Linked DNA regions of Homo sapiens: regions 1, 2, 3 and 4 are each linked to region 5. The links are chromatin contacts, found by Hi-C or POLR2A ChIA-PET in ENCODE. All regions are on one chromosome and are shown on one strand. Each heading gives the region's core, a stretch centred on a gene start or an enhancer-like site at or near the end of the contact. The rest is flanking DNA. Distances are from core to core; before and after follow the strand shown.

The links. Hi-C counts contacts between places; a loop is a spot of excess contacts on that map. ChIA-PET counts read pairs that join two places held with the same protein, here RNA polymerase II (POLR2A). Pooled maps may share reads with other maps.
Region 1: a pooled map shows a loop between it and region 5 (18-fold over the local background). The contact joins the promoter of ZNF318 here to the promoter of TFEB in region 5. A Hi-C loop is called at or near these places in 2 of 37 single-sample maps with no recorded cell type and 7 of 50 pooled maps.
Region 2: a map with no recorded cell type shows a loop between it and region 5 (14-fold over the local background). The contact joins the promoter of TBCC here to the promoter of TFEB in region 5. A Hi-C loop is called at or near these places in 1 of 168 maps with a recorded cell type or tissue (OCI-LY7), 4 of 37 single-sample maps with no recorded cell type and 7 of 50 pooled maps. POLR2A ChIA-PET finds 5 or more read pairs at or near these places in 3 of 52 experiments (RWPE1, activated B cell and activated T-cell).
Region 3: a pooled map shows a loop between it and region 5 (22-fold over the local background). The contact joins the promoter of CNPY3-GNMT here to the promoter of TFEB in region 5. A Hi-C loop is called at or near these places in 1 of 37 single-sample maps with no recorded cell type and 7 of 50 pooled maps. POLR2A ChIA-PET finds 5 or more read pairs at or near these places in 2 of 52 experiments (B cell and CD4-positive, alpha-beta memory T cell).
Region 4: a map of gastrocnemius medialis shows a loop between it and region 5 (3-fold over the local background). The contact joins the promoter of BICRAL here to the promoter of TFEB in region 5. A Hi-C loop is called at or near these places in 2 of 168 maps with a recorded cell type or tissue (CD14-positive monocyte and gastrocnemius medialis), 8 of 37 single-sample maps with no recorded cell type and 12 of 50 pooled maps. POLR2A ChIA-PET finds 5 or more read pairs at or near these places in 4 of 52 experiments (AG04450, B cell, GM12878 and 1 more).

The regions. Positions count from the first base shown.
Region 1 is chr6:43,368,299-43,371,044 of GRCh38, reverse strand. ZNF318 (zinc finger protein 318) reads left to right here and starts at 1,398. Exons shown (of 10, transcript NM_014345.3): 1 at 1,398-2,078. The coding sequence starts at 1,680. It overlaps LOC124901227 (atherin-like), which reads right to left and starts at 1,681. Exons shown (of 2, transcript XM_047419609.1): 1 at 1,658-1,681; 2 at 1-1,622. The coding sequence starts at 1,681. The coding sequence ends at 924. RefSeq lists silencers at 1,145-1,244, 1,435-1,634, 1,725-1,914, 1,925-1,994.
Region 2 is chr6:42,744,725-42,747,424 of GRCh38, reverse strand. It overlaps TBCC (tubulin folding cofactor C), which reads left to right and starts at 1,322. Exons shown (of 1, transcript NM_003192.3): 1 at 1,322-2,700. The coding sequence starts at 1,352. The coding sequence ends at 2,392. It also overlaps a transcript of BICRAL not described here. RefSeq lists a silencer at 264-323 and enhancers at 266-1,229, 1,294-1,503, 1,534-1,613, 1,674-1,833.
Region 3 is chr6:42,928,166-42,930,865 of GRCh38, reverse strand. It overlaps CNPY3-GNMT (CNPY3-GNMT readthrough), which reads right to left and starts at 1,386. Exons shown (of 5, transcript NR_134892.2): 1 at 1,145-1,386. CNPY3 (canopy FGF signaling regulator 3) reads right to left here and starts at 1,386. Exons shown (of 6, transcript NM_006586.5): 1 at 1,145-1,386. The coding sequence starts at 1,295. RefSeq lists enhancers at 668-777, 1,088-1,347, 990-1,491, 1,798-1,847, 1,858-1,907 and 1 more.
Region 4 is chr6:42,780,766-42,783,465 of GRCh38, reverse strand. BICRAL (BICRA like chromatin remodeling complex associated protein) reads right to left here and starts at 1,414. Exons shown (of 13, transcript NM_001393499.1): 1 at 1,365-1,414. RefSeq lists enhancers at 1-59, 1-605 and a silencer at 140-479.
Region 5 is chr6:41,734,175-41,736,874 of GRCh38, reverse strand. TFEB (transcription factor EB) reads left to right here and starts at 1,267. Exons shown (of 9, transcript NM_001271944.2): 1 at 1,267-1,525. It overlaps PGC (progastricsin), which reads left to right. Exons shown (of 9, transcript NM_002630.4): 9 at 1-164. The coding sequence ends at 23. RefSeq lists silencers at 1,109-1,578, 1,619-2,148, 2,279-2,700.

The DNA.
Region 1 (2,746 bases), core at 149-2,648, 1.6 Mb before region 5:
TATATATATATGGATGTATTTTTTGAGAGAGGGTCTCACTCTGTCACCCAGGCTGGAGTGCAGTGGCATGATCACAGCTCACCGCAGCCTCAACCTCCCGAGTAGCTGGGGTACAGGAACGTGCCACCACACTCGGCAAATTTTTTTTTTTTTTTTTTAGAAATGGAGGTCCTTCTACGTTGCCCAGGCTGGTCTCGAACTCTCAGGCTCAAGCAATCCTCCTGCCCCGGCCTCCCAAAATGGTGGGATTATAGGCGTGACCCTTTGCGCCTGGCCCACTTTTGTATTTAGGATGCAGGGCCCTGAGATTGGCATCTAGGAAAATTCTGGACTTAGGCCAGGGGAGGGGGCATGCCTGGATCTCTTACAAAAACTTGCCACGCCTCCAGTTGGTCATGATGTGGGCCCCTGGTAATGAAGGACCTCCACCATGACCACAAGTACTTTAGTCAGAAAACAGCTCGAAAACGTGTGAAGAGAGTCCACCAAACAGGCTTCGTGTGAGCAACAAGGCTGTTTATCTTACCTGGGTGCAGGCGGGTTGAGTCCGAAAAAGGAGTCAGCAGAGGGTGGTGGAATTATCATTAGTTCTTATAGGTTTGGGATAGGTGTACAAAGTACATTCTTAAGGGCGGGGGAGAATATTACAAAGCACCTACTTAAGGGCAAGGGGGAGAATATATCCTGTCAGTTAGGGTGGGGCAGGAACAAATCACAATGGTGGAATGTCATCAGTTAAGGCTATTTTCACTTCTTTTGTGGCTCTTCAGTTGCCTCAGGCCATCTGGATGTATACGTGCAGGTCATAGGGGATATGATGGCTTAGCTTGGGCTCAGAGGCCTGACAACGTCTATTTTGGGTTTGATTCTGGCCCACCACCTCCACCTCGTACTTTCCTATCCTCAATTTCAACCTCTAGAAATTAGGCAAACTGGAAAGTAAACTGATGCGGGTCGTGTTGCTTCAGCTGGGGACAGGATTTCGGTGGGCGCTCCTGCCGGGGTCCGTAACCTCCCACACAGCTAACGTTTACAGGCCCGTTTATATTATCACGAATGGTTTTCAACCATTTCGTGTCCATCCCTAAATTAAGAGGCTTGAGGGGCGGCACGAAAGAGCGAAGACACCTCCGCACGGTCTCCAAACCCCTAAGTCCAGAGGCCTGGAGCATCCCCGGAAAACCAGATCCCTCTCCAGAGAAGCCCTTCCTTCCGCTCCGCCCACCCCGCGCGGAGGCCACAGGGGTCACGTGGCGGCCGCGGGAGGGGGAAGTGGGCGGCTCTGCGGCCGCCATCTTGAGGATTCGGAGGCGGGGCGTGCAGAGCTCAGGGCGCGCGCTTCGCTTCCCCTCCCCTCGCCCAGCCTCGCGCCGGCGTCTGTGCTCCTCCCCACTTTTCTTGGTTCCTGCGGCCGCTCCCTGAGTGGAGGAGCGGGGAACCCCGGAGGCGGGGGGGGGTGTGTCGGACGCGTGCTCGCGCCCTCCAACCGCCAGCCGCGGGGGCGCGCTCGGCCGGGCCCCCGGGGCGACGCGGGGCCGAGGGGAGGGGGCTGCTCCCGCGGCTGAGGCGGCGCGCAGCGGCCGAGGTGGCGGCGGCTGCAGCTGCGGCGGCGCGCTCCGAGCCTGCGTCTAGGGCGCCCCCGGGTCAGAGCTGTCGCCGTGGCCGCCGCTGCAAGAACCATGTACCGCAGCAGCGCTCGCTCCTCCGTCTCTTCCCACCGGCCTAAAGACGACGGCGGGGGCGGCCCGCGCAGCGGCCGCAGCTCTGGCTCCTCCTCAGGCCCGGCTCGCCGCAGCTCACCGCCGCCTCCGCCCTCCGGCTCCTCGTCGCGGACCCCGGCTCGCCGACCCCGCTCGCCCTCAGGGCACCGCGGCCGCCGGGCCTCGCCGTCCCCGCCACGGGGTCGTCGCGTCTCCCCGTCCCCGCCTCGGGCCCGTCGCGGCTCCCCGTCGCCACCGCGGGGCCGACGACTCTTCCCGCCGGGCCCGGCCGGCTTCAGAGGCAGCAGCCGGGGGGAGTCCCGCGCCGACTATGCCCGGGACGGCCGCGGAGACCATCCAGGCGACAGCGGCAGCCGGGTAATCCCACCCCTCGTCCAGGACTCCCTCCATCCCCCAGTCCCCTCCCCCGGAATTCCCGTTTCCAGAAACGCCCGGGGCCTCCAGACCAGGGTCCTAAGCGCGAAGCCTCCGGCCAACTCCCTCGGGGATGCCGAGCCTGGAGGCTTCTGTCAGACCCGGGAGCGTTGACACAATAACGGACTCGGGAGCGCACGGGCGTCTCGTCGGGAGTGCGCGCTCCGTTCCTTAGGAATAGGCTGTTTCTCTCATGCCGGGTGAGGTGTGGAAAGTTTGCCAAGGCGAGGGGCATTTCGTCCAAACCGTGTGTCTTGGTACTTTTTGTAGAGTTGATGTGTCCTCGGGGTTCCGTACTTTTCATCCCCTTACACCTGAGCTGCCTTCCTGGATCTTAGGGGAAAAAGCCGAAATGTCCGTTTTTGTGGCGAGTTAGGGACGCTTGAACCCTACCAGGCTTTACGTCTAGAGTGTAAACTGTTAGCTTAAATGAATTGGAGCTGCTGCTTCGGAATGAAGTGTGCAGGACCACAGTCACTGCCATAGCCACTACCTCTTATCGAGTTCTATGTCAGGAATTATGCCTAGCCTTTCACTTTGCACATTATTTTAACCCTCACAAGTCTTTGAAGTGAGGCAGTTAATACTATTCCTTGTTGTACAGCCGAGGA
Region 2 (2,700 bases), core at 73-2,572, 1.0 Mb before region 5:
ATCGGTGAAATTTCAAGTTTCTTGGGTCGTTAAATACCCCAATTTAAACGATGGAGGCTGGGAACTGGGGATATAAGGAGGAAACCTAGGGTTGGAAGGGCGGGCAGGGTTAAAGAGGTTCGGGAGCTCCGCAGATCTGAGCGAAGCATGCGAGGCTGCCGCGCCCGGGCAGCGGCTGCGTCTCGGGTTCTCGCCCTGCCCGCTGCCTCGGGTTTTTGCCAGTGACTGCGCCGTCTTGGCTGCCCACCCACACCTCGGGTTGGTCCCGACTTTAGGCTAGGCCATTCACTTCCGGTGACAAATCCCTCCCACCACCCCTAGAAATAATGTACCGCTTCTCCCACCGCTTTCCTAAGACCGACCGCCCCAGAGAGCCACGGAGCCCGGGGCTAGGGTCTCACCCCAGCGCGGCCGGCGACGCCCAGCTGCGGAGGGAGTGGCCGGGACCGAGCTCGGGGAGGGCAGGGAAGAAAGAGGAAGGGGGTGTGGATCTCACCTTCCCCCGCCCCCACCCCTCCGACTGCAGCAATTGGCCAAAAAAATAGTAATCCTTTTATGGACTCCCCCAGGGCCCCTCGAACCAGGTTGCAGTGAGGAACCCAGTCTCTCCCATCGCAGTGCCCCTTGCCTTCTCCTGCCCTAGTAACTGCCTGCGGGGATCCAGGAGCCCCCAGGCCGCGCCGAACTGCAGTGGATAGGGGGGAGGGGGGCGGTAAGGATGAGGGCTACGGGGAGGCAGAAATGGGTTGGGGGAAGGGGTGGTGGAAGGGAAAAGAAAAAACCGGAGGCATGCAAGCGGCTCCCCAGCCAGCTGTTCCAGCTGCTGCTTCCTCCGGCGCGGGCCAGGCGGTGCAATATTCCCCCCCGCTCCATCTTTCTCACCACTACCTGTCCCCCCAACCCACCACACGCACTCATCCCTCCCACCCACACCCCTAGTAGCGGATCTCCGGCCTGTAAGGGGGTAGTAGGGAGGAGCTGGGGGGAGGGGGAGGCCTGCGAGTTTCTAACCTTGTTCTTATAAACAAACCCACATGTGCAGCTGCCGCTGCTGCAACTCACCCCACAATCCCGGATATAAGTCCTGCCCCTTTAAGAGGAAAAAAAAGATTCCCCCGCCTGCCTCCCACCCCACCCATCCACAAGAACCTTTGTCTTCCCACCCCCATAGTCAGTCGGCCCCGCCCCATCTCCCCGCCCCCTCCGACGCAGAGGAACCAATAGGCGAAGAAAATAAGGCCGGGGATCTGACATCATCATGTTAGGCCAATCACCGGACGCGTTGGTGGGAGGCCTCACGGACAGCGCGCCCGGAGGAAGGAAGACAAGAGAGAGGAAGCTTGAAGCCAATATGGAGTCCGTCAGTTGCTCCGCTGCTGCTGTCAGGACCGGAGACATGGAGTCCCAGCGGGACCTGAGCCTGGTGCCTGAGCGGCTTCAGAGACGCGAACAAGAACGGCAGCTGGAAGTTGAAAGGCGGAAACAAAAGCGGCAGAACCAGGAGGTAGAGAAGGAGAACAGCCACTTTTTCGTCGCCACCTTTGTTCGGGAGCGAGCGGCCGTGGAAGAGCTTCTGGAGCGCGCGGAGTCGGTCGAGCGGCTGGAGGAGGCGGCCTCTCGGCTCCAGGGGCTGCAGAAACTAATCAACGACTCAGTTTTTTTCCTAGCCGCTTACGACCTGCGGCAGGGACAAGAGGCGCTGGCGCGGCTGCAGGCGGCCTTGGCCGAGCGGCGCCGGGGGCTGCAGCCCAAGAAGCGTTTCGCTTTCAAGACCCGGGGAAAGGATGCTGCTTCGTCTACCAAAGTAGACGCGGCTCCTGGCATCCCCCCGGCAGTTGAAAGCATACAGGACTCCCCGCTGCCCAAGAAGGCGGAAGGAGACCTCGGCCCCAGCTGGGTCTGCGGTTTCTCCAACCTGGAGTCCCAAGTCTTGGAGAAGAGAGCCAGCGAGTTGCACCAGCGCGACGTTCTTTTGACCGAACTGAGCAACTGCACGGTCAGACTGTATGGAAATCCCAACACCCTGCGGCTAACCAAGGCCCACAGCTGCAAGCTGCTCTGCGGTCCGGTGTCTACCTCTGTTTTCCTGGAGGACTGCAGTGACTGCGTGCTGGCAGTGGCCTGCCAACAGCTCCGCATACACAGTACGAAAGACACCCGCATCTTCCTGCAGGTGACCAGCAGGGCCATCGTGGAGGACTGCAGTGGGATCCAGTTCGCCCCTTACACCTGGAGCTACCCGGAGATCGACAAGGACTTCGAGAGCTCTGGTTTAGATAGGAGCAAAAATAACTGGAACGATGTTGACGATTTTAACTGGCTGGCCCGGGATATGGCCTCCCCAAACTGGAGTATTCTTCCTGAAGAGGAGCGAAATATCCAGTGGGACTAAGCAGTTGTCACTCTGTTCTTCACTCCTACCAAATACTTTCCACGTTGGACTTTCCCCCTTATTGGGTCTCGAAGTTTACTTATTGTCACACTGTGTATGTTTTCAGCATTTTAAGGCTAGAGATTGTAATGGGCTCCTACTTGTAATTTCCATTAAATTCGTAACAGGTATAACACTAAAGCATTTTTGCTATTTTCGTCATGCCTTTGAGACTGAGTCTTACTCCGTCCCCCAGCGTGGTGGCGCGCTGGGATTACAGGCGCGCGCCACCACGCGAACTTGTATTTTTAGTAGAGACGGGGTTTCGC
Region 3 (2,700 bases), core at 137-2,636, 1.2 Mb before region 5:
GCACAGGCTTGAACTCATACTGGGTGCCCTACCAGTGAAGTCGGCTTATCTCTAAAGCATCCTTTTAATCTCTCTAATGGAAGGATTATGTGTCCGAAACTTACCCCAAACCCACTTTCCAGTGTTTAGGGAACATCTGGCCTGATGTAGGCTTTCAATTCAGATGAGAGATTCACAGCCAACTTTCTGGGGGCCCTGGGGTTACGGGGCTAGGAAGGCAGGCATGACTGTAAGGTCTGAGGAGAAAACTAAGGGACGGAGTTGAGGAAAAAGAAATAGGTCCTTTATAGTCCTGGCTCGCTGGTAGCTCCCTCTCTCTCTCTCTCTGTAGTTCCTCAACGCCTATGTCTTTGGGACTCACCTTTTCTCCAAAGTCCTAAAATCTTCTTTCAAGTTCCCCATAGGCTCTATTGTTCCCCCAAAGGGCTCCTCAGATCCAGATCCTCCTCCTCACACACACCCACAGTCTCCCATTTAATCATCTGTATTCTCAAAACATTTATTGAGTGCCTACCAGACACTGTGTGAATACGTATCTAAGACAAAAATTCCTGCCTTCGAGGAGTTGTTAGTGGGTGCAACAGACAACTACACAGATTGGGTTGCAGTGAGGGCAAAAGGGGAAAGTCTTAGGTTTTTTTCCCCCAAGATGAGTCATCTGGAGCTTTTCAGTTCCTCAAACTCGTTCTTAGCTTCTCAGCCGGCAGGCCTCTGCCTCTGTAGTTTCCTGAGTGGGCCCCTCTCTTTCCACTTCTCTTCATCCGGCTAACTCCTAATGCCTCTTCGTGCTTCCTGTATGAAGCCCTCTTTGACTCCCCTCTGCACACAGCCTTCGCCCACCCCCTCCCCCACTCCAGGCTAGACCAGATGCTCCTCGTCCGGCCCCCAAAAGGAAGCTCTGTACCTCCCCTATCATGGCATCTACTACTCTGAATTATCATTGCTTGTTTCTACCAATGTGTGAACTCCAGGGGTACCGGGACCAGATCTCTCGTCCGCCGCAGCGTCCCGGCGCAAGCCTGTTCAAGGAAGGAAGACACCCTGCAGAGCTCGGAACCTTGCAACCCCCGACGCTGCTCCGCAAGCACCACCGCTGGAGCCAGCCCCTCCGGCAGGATACGCCCCACGGGCCCCGCCTCCTCACCTTCGCATTTGCTGGGCAGGCGAACCCAGTCGTTCTCCTCAGCTCCGGCCTGGCTCGGGCCCAGCTCCGGGGCCGGCAGCAGCAGCAGCAGCAGCAGCAGCAAGGGAAGAAGCAGAAGACAGCGGGACGCGGGCTCAGGCATTGAATCCATGGCCCGGCCGGGCCCGGACCCTAAAGGACCGGGCGGTTCCTCCTCCCGCGGCGCGCGCGGAGCAGTTTCCCCTCGCCGCTTCCGGGACTGCACACGTGCCTCCGAGCAACCACGACAACAGCTAGCCTCCCGCCCGCCCTCCTCTCGCAGCCGCAGCCCGCCTTCAAAGCGGACCAAGGCCCGCGGACGGCGCAGCCAATAGGCTTTCTGGGGTTTGCTCTCTAGCTAATGGGAAGACTATCTTTTTACGCCCTTGGCCAGTAAGAGAGCAGATGGTGGCCTCAGCGACCTATGGCAAAGTCCTTTCCCACCCCCTAACGGAGGCTCTGGGAGAGAGAGGATGCAGGACCAAGACCCGAGAAGAAGCCTGCGTCTGGGCCTGGGTGGGACGGATTCAGGCGCGCAGGTGCTGGAAGATGTGGGGAAGGCCGTCTTCGCGGCTTTCTCCGCCTCCTCGAACGTCACTTCCCTCCTGGGGTCCTAATGCCGCAAGTCCTTACTGAACATCTGTTTTTAAATTTTATTATTGGTATTGTGGTTGTTATAGCCGGGCACTCTTGTAGGCGCTTAAGGTGCAAGCAGGACGACTCAAACTGTCCCCAGCCTTCACACTTTTTTAGTAGCCAGTAGATTTGTCCTAGTGAGAACTAGAACAAATGACTTCCTCTCTGAGCCTGTTTCTATTTGTATGACGACAAAGTGATCCTCCTAGCTGCTGTGGGAGCTTGCCTGTTGTTGGGAAGCTCAAATAGGTTAATAGAATTAAAGCTTATCGAGCAGATTGTAAAAAGTTCAGGCATTAATTTTCTTTTTGTATGTAATCCCAGCCCCTTTTACTGCCCTATTATTTATTTCTTGATTCTGAGCTCTCAGAAGGCAGAAATTTAGCCGATTAACGATTGTCTCTCCCTTCCGCTTCCCCAGCAACAACAGGGTGCCTGGCACAAGGAGATACTCAGTAAAACTCTCATCTGCTGTGTCATTAAGGGGAACACTTAATGGCTCACGCCTGTAATCCCAGCACTTTGGGAGGCCGAGGCGGAAGGATCACCTGAGCCCAGGAGTTGGAGACCAGCCTGGGCAACAGATTGAGACCCTGTCTCAACAAAGAAGAAGAAGAAGAAAAAGGCCAGGCGCCGTGGCTAATGTCTGTAATCCCAGCACTTTGGGAGGCCAAGAAGGGAGAACTGCTTGAGGCCAGGAGTTCGAGACCAGCCTGGTCAACATAGCGAGACACCCCCCCCATCTCAAAAATAAATAAATCAAAATAAAAAATAAAGAGGAGGCCGGGCTTGGTGGCTCACGCCTATAATTCCAGCACTTTGGAAGGCCGAGGTAGGTGGATCACGAGGTCAGGAGTTCAAGACCAGCCTGGCCAAGATGCTGAAACCCCATCTCTACTAAA
Region 4 (2,700 bases), core at 165-2,664, 1.0 Mb before region 5:
CAGCGCCATCTTAGCGCCTTCCAACCGCACCCCCCCACCCAATATCCCGCATTTGGGGCGACTCGGGGGGGCGCGAACAGCATAACGCCCGCGCGCACTCGGCCAAAAATGCGCCGTCCCAGCCGCACATCTCTTCTGGCCGGCGCGGCGAACAGCGCGGGCCTCGCAGGAGACGCCCGGCTGGGCCGCCGGTCCTCCGCGCGGCTGGGGGCTCGGCCGGACGCGGCCGCGGATCCTCGGCGGTGCTTCGAAAAGGCAGCGAGGCGGCTGGGAAGGGGCAGTCCCGCGGCAGGTGCGCGCCGCCGCCGCGGGCTCGGAGCGGGAGCGGGAACGGGGCCGGGGCGACTCGCCTGCCCCGAGCTCTCCCCGCCGCACCCCGGACCTGCTCTCCTCGCCGCGGCCGCCCGCAGATGCGGCGGGAATGGGGAAGCCAGGATGAAAAATAAACCCCGTCTCCGCCGCCTCCCTCCCCACCCTCTCCCCTCCCCCTCCCCAGACGCGGGGTCCATTTTGCCGAGAAGAAAGAAAATGTGATTCACACCCTAGAGCTTCCGAGAGAGAAAAGAAACGAGGGGGGGAAAACAGAGGGGAGGAGATTGGAAAAGCTTATTTTTCTTCCTCGCCCGCCGTCACTCCAGGCCCTCCCTGCCCCCTGCTCGCGGCCCCGCCGCGCCGTCTTCCCCTCGCCGAGCCCTGCTCCCTCCTTCCCGGCTCCCGGCGGCTCCGGGGGGCGGAAAACACACTCACACTCGCGCACACAACTAATTTTAAACCGGCTCAATCAATGAGTCATTAAAAGGCTTCCCTCCCCTCCCCTCCCCACCACCAACCGCCACGCCACCCCCTTCCCGGGCTCTCCCTCTCCCCGCTCCAGAAATTTGCATCCGCGGAAAAGAAAAAAAAGGAAAAAGAAAGGCGCCGGGCCCCCACCCCGCCGAGGCGCCCCCGGCCCGGCCTCGCCGCCCCCTGCCCGCCTGCGCCCCCGCCCGAGACACTGAACTTGGTCTTCCCGGGGCCCCGGCAGCGCTGGGAAAGGCATAAACACTCGATTCCCCTTTTCTCCGTGTCCATTAAACATCCACCCACCACCACCATCACCCACCCACAAACCCACCCCCCCCCAAAAAAAAAAAAAAAACACAGCCTTAGCCAATAGCTCTCTGGGCTGAAACCTAATATCCTGGTTTTGGCAACTCGGTGTTTAATTTGCTCCTTTCTTTTCAGTCTGGAGACAGATCTCCAGCCCCCCCTCCCTCGCTTTTCCCCTCCCCGAAGGAAAGAGGCAGAGGAAGGAGGTTGTGTGTTTTTTTTTTCTCCTTGAAATTTTTATCACAAAATTATAATACACTCAAAGGGAAACTCACCGTCATGAAAAAGCAGTGCCTTGTCAACGGGGTTTCTGCGCCATCGCAACAGGGGCGGCGGCGGCGGCGGCGGCGGGCGCGGGGCCGGGGGCCGGAGCGCGGGAGCTCCCGGCCGAGCGGCGCCGGCCACACGCGCTCCGCTCTCTCTCTCGCTCACCCCCGCGCCGGGCCGGGGCGCCGCTCCCCGCGCCCGCCCGGCCTTCATGCTCTGCGCCCGGGCAAACCGCTCGCCTGCTCGTCTACCTCCAAACTTCGGTTCTCGCCTGGCAAAAAATGTGGAGATTAGGATTTTTTTAATTTAAAAAATTTTTTTTTTTTTTTTTGGAAAATCAAGCTGCAAGGATGTTCATTCGTTTCCTTTGGGATTCTTTTCAACTTCAGAAATGTATTGGTTTATTCAAGAAACAGTTTTATTTGGCTTTAAAACAATTACTAAGATCCACGAGGTGCGTGCTAATTCTCTTGCAGGCTCTCTCTCCACACACACACACACACACACACACACCCACCCACCCACCCAGTTTAACTTGACACGGGAAGGGGGGAGATTAAAGACAAAAAAAAAAAACCCTACAAGATTTGTTTAGAACTCTAATTAGAGCAAGCCTCAGTGAATACGTTTTGCATATGCTTTTTAAAAACCAAAACGACTTTTAACTTAGTTATTAGGCAAATAACTGGTTCATCCTAACTTTCAAATGTACTAAGCTTTCCTTTGCAACACTCTTTGTCCATTCCAAAATTCTTGAAACCTTACCTGTGAAGCCCGTATGTGAACATTAAAAAGGAAAACAAAACTTCAGTGACTAAAAGGAAGGTGAGGCAGAGTAAATCACTCTCAAAACATTCATTTTCTACTGCCTTCTCTTTATGTAGATATCTTTTATCTCTATATTTGCGGAATTTTCATTACATAACCCCCTCATTCTTAAAAGAGAGCTAGTCAATCTTTTAACATTCTTTGGTCCAAGTATAACTACCACCTATTTTTAATCTCAAATCTCAAATTGTTGAAACTTCTCTGTAAACTATCTAGTATCCAAAGTATTTAGATTATGTGGCCCAGGCCGGGCGCGGTGGCTCACGCCTGTAATTCCAACACTTTGGGAGGCCGAGGCGAGTGGATCACCTGAGGTCAGCAGTTCGAGACCAGTCTGGACAACATGGTGAAACCCTGTCTCTACTAAAAATACAAAAATTAGCTGGGCGTGGTGGTGGGCTCCTGTAATCCCAGCTACTCGGGAGGCTGAGGCAGGAGAATCGCTTGAACCCGGGAGACAAAGGTTGCAGTGAGCGGAGATCGCGCATTGCACTCTAGCCTGGGCGACACAGCAAG
Region 5 (2,700 bases), core at 18-2,517:
TAGGCTTTGCCACTGCCGCCTAGACTTGCTGCCTCGACACGTGGGCTCCCCTCTTCCTCTTGACCCTGCACCCTCCTAGGGCATTGTATCTGTCTTTCCACTCTGGATTCAGCCTTCTTTTTCTGGACTCTGGACTTTCTCTAATAATAAATAGTTCTTCTTTATGTTGGTCATCCTGTTGTTTTTGGAAGGGAGTTTTCCCTGAGTGGCTACAAGGTTTCCTGGTGGGTCACTGTGATTCTAAGAGAAATGGGACCTAAGGCATGGCTTGGGATGGGCTCTGTAACCCTCAGAGCTTAAAGTTCATACTTTTCCCCTGGAAAGGGAAGACAGTGGTAGCGCCATCATGGGTGGGTGGGTGGCGGGCCGGGGGAGAGTGTTCCTACTTGAGTCACAGAGAAATCGAGCCTATTTGCTGGAACCAACTCAGCAAGGGATCTTGTCCCTTTGGACTTCATCCCTGTCCTCCTCAGGAGCCTCTTAGCAAAAGATCCAGAAACCAGGAGCAACATTGTATGTGGGGAAGGAGGAGAGAGAGGAAGAAAAGGAGGAGGGGAAGGAGAAGAAAAGCAGGGGAGGGGCTGGGGGAGGAGACAGGGAAAAAGGGGCGGGGAAGAGGAGAAAGTAGAGAATGATGCCTCCGCACCCTGTGAACTTCCAACAAGGGAAGGTGACATGAAAGGAGCTCAGACAATTTCTGTCCAGCAACATGACAGCAAGCTCAGGCTGGTGAGTGGGGCGTGAATGTAGAACCCATAATGGGGGCAGGCTGCCTTCTACTGTCATATTTTACCCTGTACTTCGCCAGGCTCACCCTGGCCTTGCCCCTTATGATCGGGGCAGGGATAAAAGTGCAAGATCCAGGTCCTGCACCCTACTCCTGAAGAGAAGCTGGAATTTGCCACAGGTGGAGTTTCTATGGCAACAGCACACCATCTGGGACCCTCTCTTTCTTAGACTGCCGAAGGACAGCAGGCTGCAGGTTCCTTTTAGGGGGTCGGACAGGCTACAGAATGTATCTTAGTGAGCCCTGGTTTGGGACTTTACTGAGAGGAGAAAGAAAACTTGCAAAGAGGTAGAAGTGGATCAGAGGTTCCAAGTCAAGAGCCTCTTTCCCTGTAAGCCTTAGTCCGCTGAGCGGGACTACAAATCCCGGCGTGCCTAGCGGGACTGCAGCGAGAACTACGCTTCCCAGTGGGCGCCGAGGCAGAGCGGCTGGGAGGCGGGGCGGGTGCTGCCCTCTGCCGGGCGCGGAGGGAAGTGTGCGTGGAGTGACAGCCGGAGCCCGGGCGCCGGGCGCGGGGCTCGGTGACAGCGGAGGCGGCGGCCCGGGCGGGACGCAGGGAGCGGCCGCGGCGCCGACGGCGGCGGGAAGGGCGGACGGGGCGGGCCTCCCTGGTGGCACGGGGCCGGAGCAGGCCGGGAGCAGGTGGCGGGCACAGCTTGCGGGCCAGGCACCCGAACTTGCGACAAGTTGCCGGAGCCGCGGGGCGCGGGCGGCGGACAGATTGACCTTCAGAGCGAGGTGAGCGGGACCGGGGAGCGAGAGGCACGAGGAGGGCCCGGGACCCCCGACCCAGGCTCCCTGGCCCCTATCCCGTGGGTCCCGGAGACAGGTGGGAGGGTGGGGGATGCCGGCAGGAGAGGGAAGCAGGACCGTGCGCGCCGCCACCCACCCGCAGTCCGTCCGCCCCCGGGCGCCCAGCGCGTGGCCCGAGCGGCGCTGCCCGCCGAGCCGGGAGCCCCCTCGGCCCCTCCCTTCAGGCGCGGGCCGGGGGCGGCTTCTCCGCGACCTTATGTAACCGGGCGGGAGGGGCCGGGCGGGCATGGGCCTTCCCGGCCCGGAGCTGGGAGTCGAAGGGGCGGGAGGCGTGATGGTGAACTCGCAAGAAGTTTGAGGGACGCGCGGGCCCCGCGCCCACTCCCCCTCCACCGGACACGGCTGGGGCCGGCGATGCCTGAGAGGGGGTCGGAGGTAGGGGAGGTGTGCGGGGGCTGAGTCTGGCCAGGCCAGCGGGGGGAGTGGGAGGGCCAGAGCGGCGCCACGCCCCGGGGGCTGGGCTGATGGGGGGGCGGGTGGAAGTACCATCTCTCCCTCCCTTCCCGTCCCTTCCTCCAGCTCGGTCTCTTGAAGAAGCCGCCCCTGGCCCCGTCCCCTCGAGTCCCTGGGCAGTCTCTTTCTCCCCGTGGGTTATTCTATGACCCTGGGGAACACCAACCCCGGAGCGCTCCCTCCGTGCGCCCCGTTGTCTGCCTCCCCCCGGGTTCCCAGCTGCCTGCCCGCCCCCCGAGTTTCCCCCTCCCCCCGTCTCGGTCCCGAATCCCGGAAAACACGCCCCCTTCCCCCCGATCCCCCGAGTCCGTGCCGCCCACCCCTGGGCTGTCCCGACCAGCTCTGGCCCAGCGCGTCCGCTCGCCTCCTGGAAGGGAGCGGGCAGATGCCAGCTCGGCCCCCTCCCCGCGCGGGGTTCCGGCTTCACGCACGGCTGCCCCGAGCTGCTCCGGGCTGCGCGAGCAGGTTCGCGCCGCAGCCGCCTGGCGCGCCCCAGCCCCGCGCCCCGGGTGAGGAAGGGAGGGAGCCCGGGGCGGGGCTTGTCTGCGCGAACCCCGCTGGGCCCAGGCCCCCGCCCTCCGCTCTCCGCCAGCCCCTGGCCGCTGCGCCTTCCCCCGAACCCCCCTCAGCTCCAGCCGTCGTTCTCT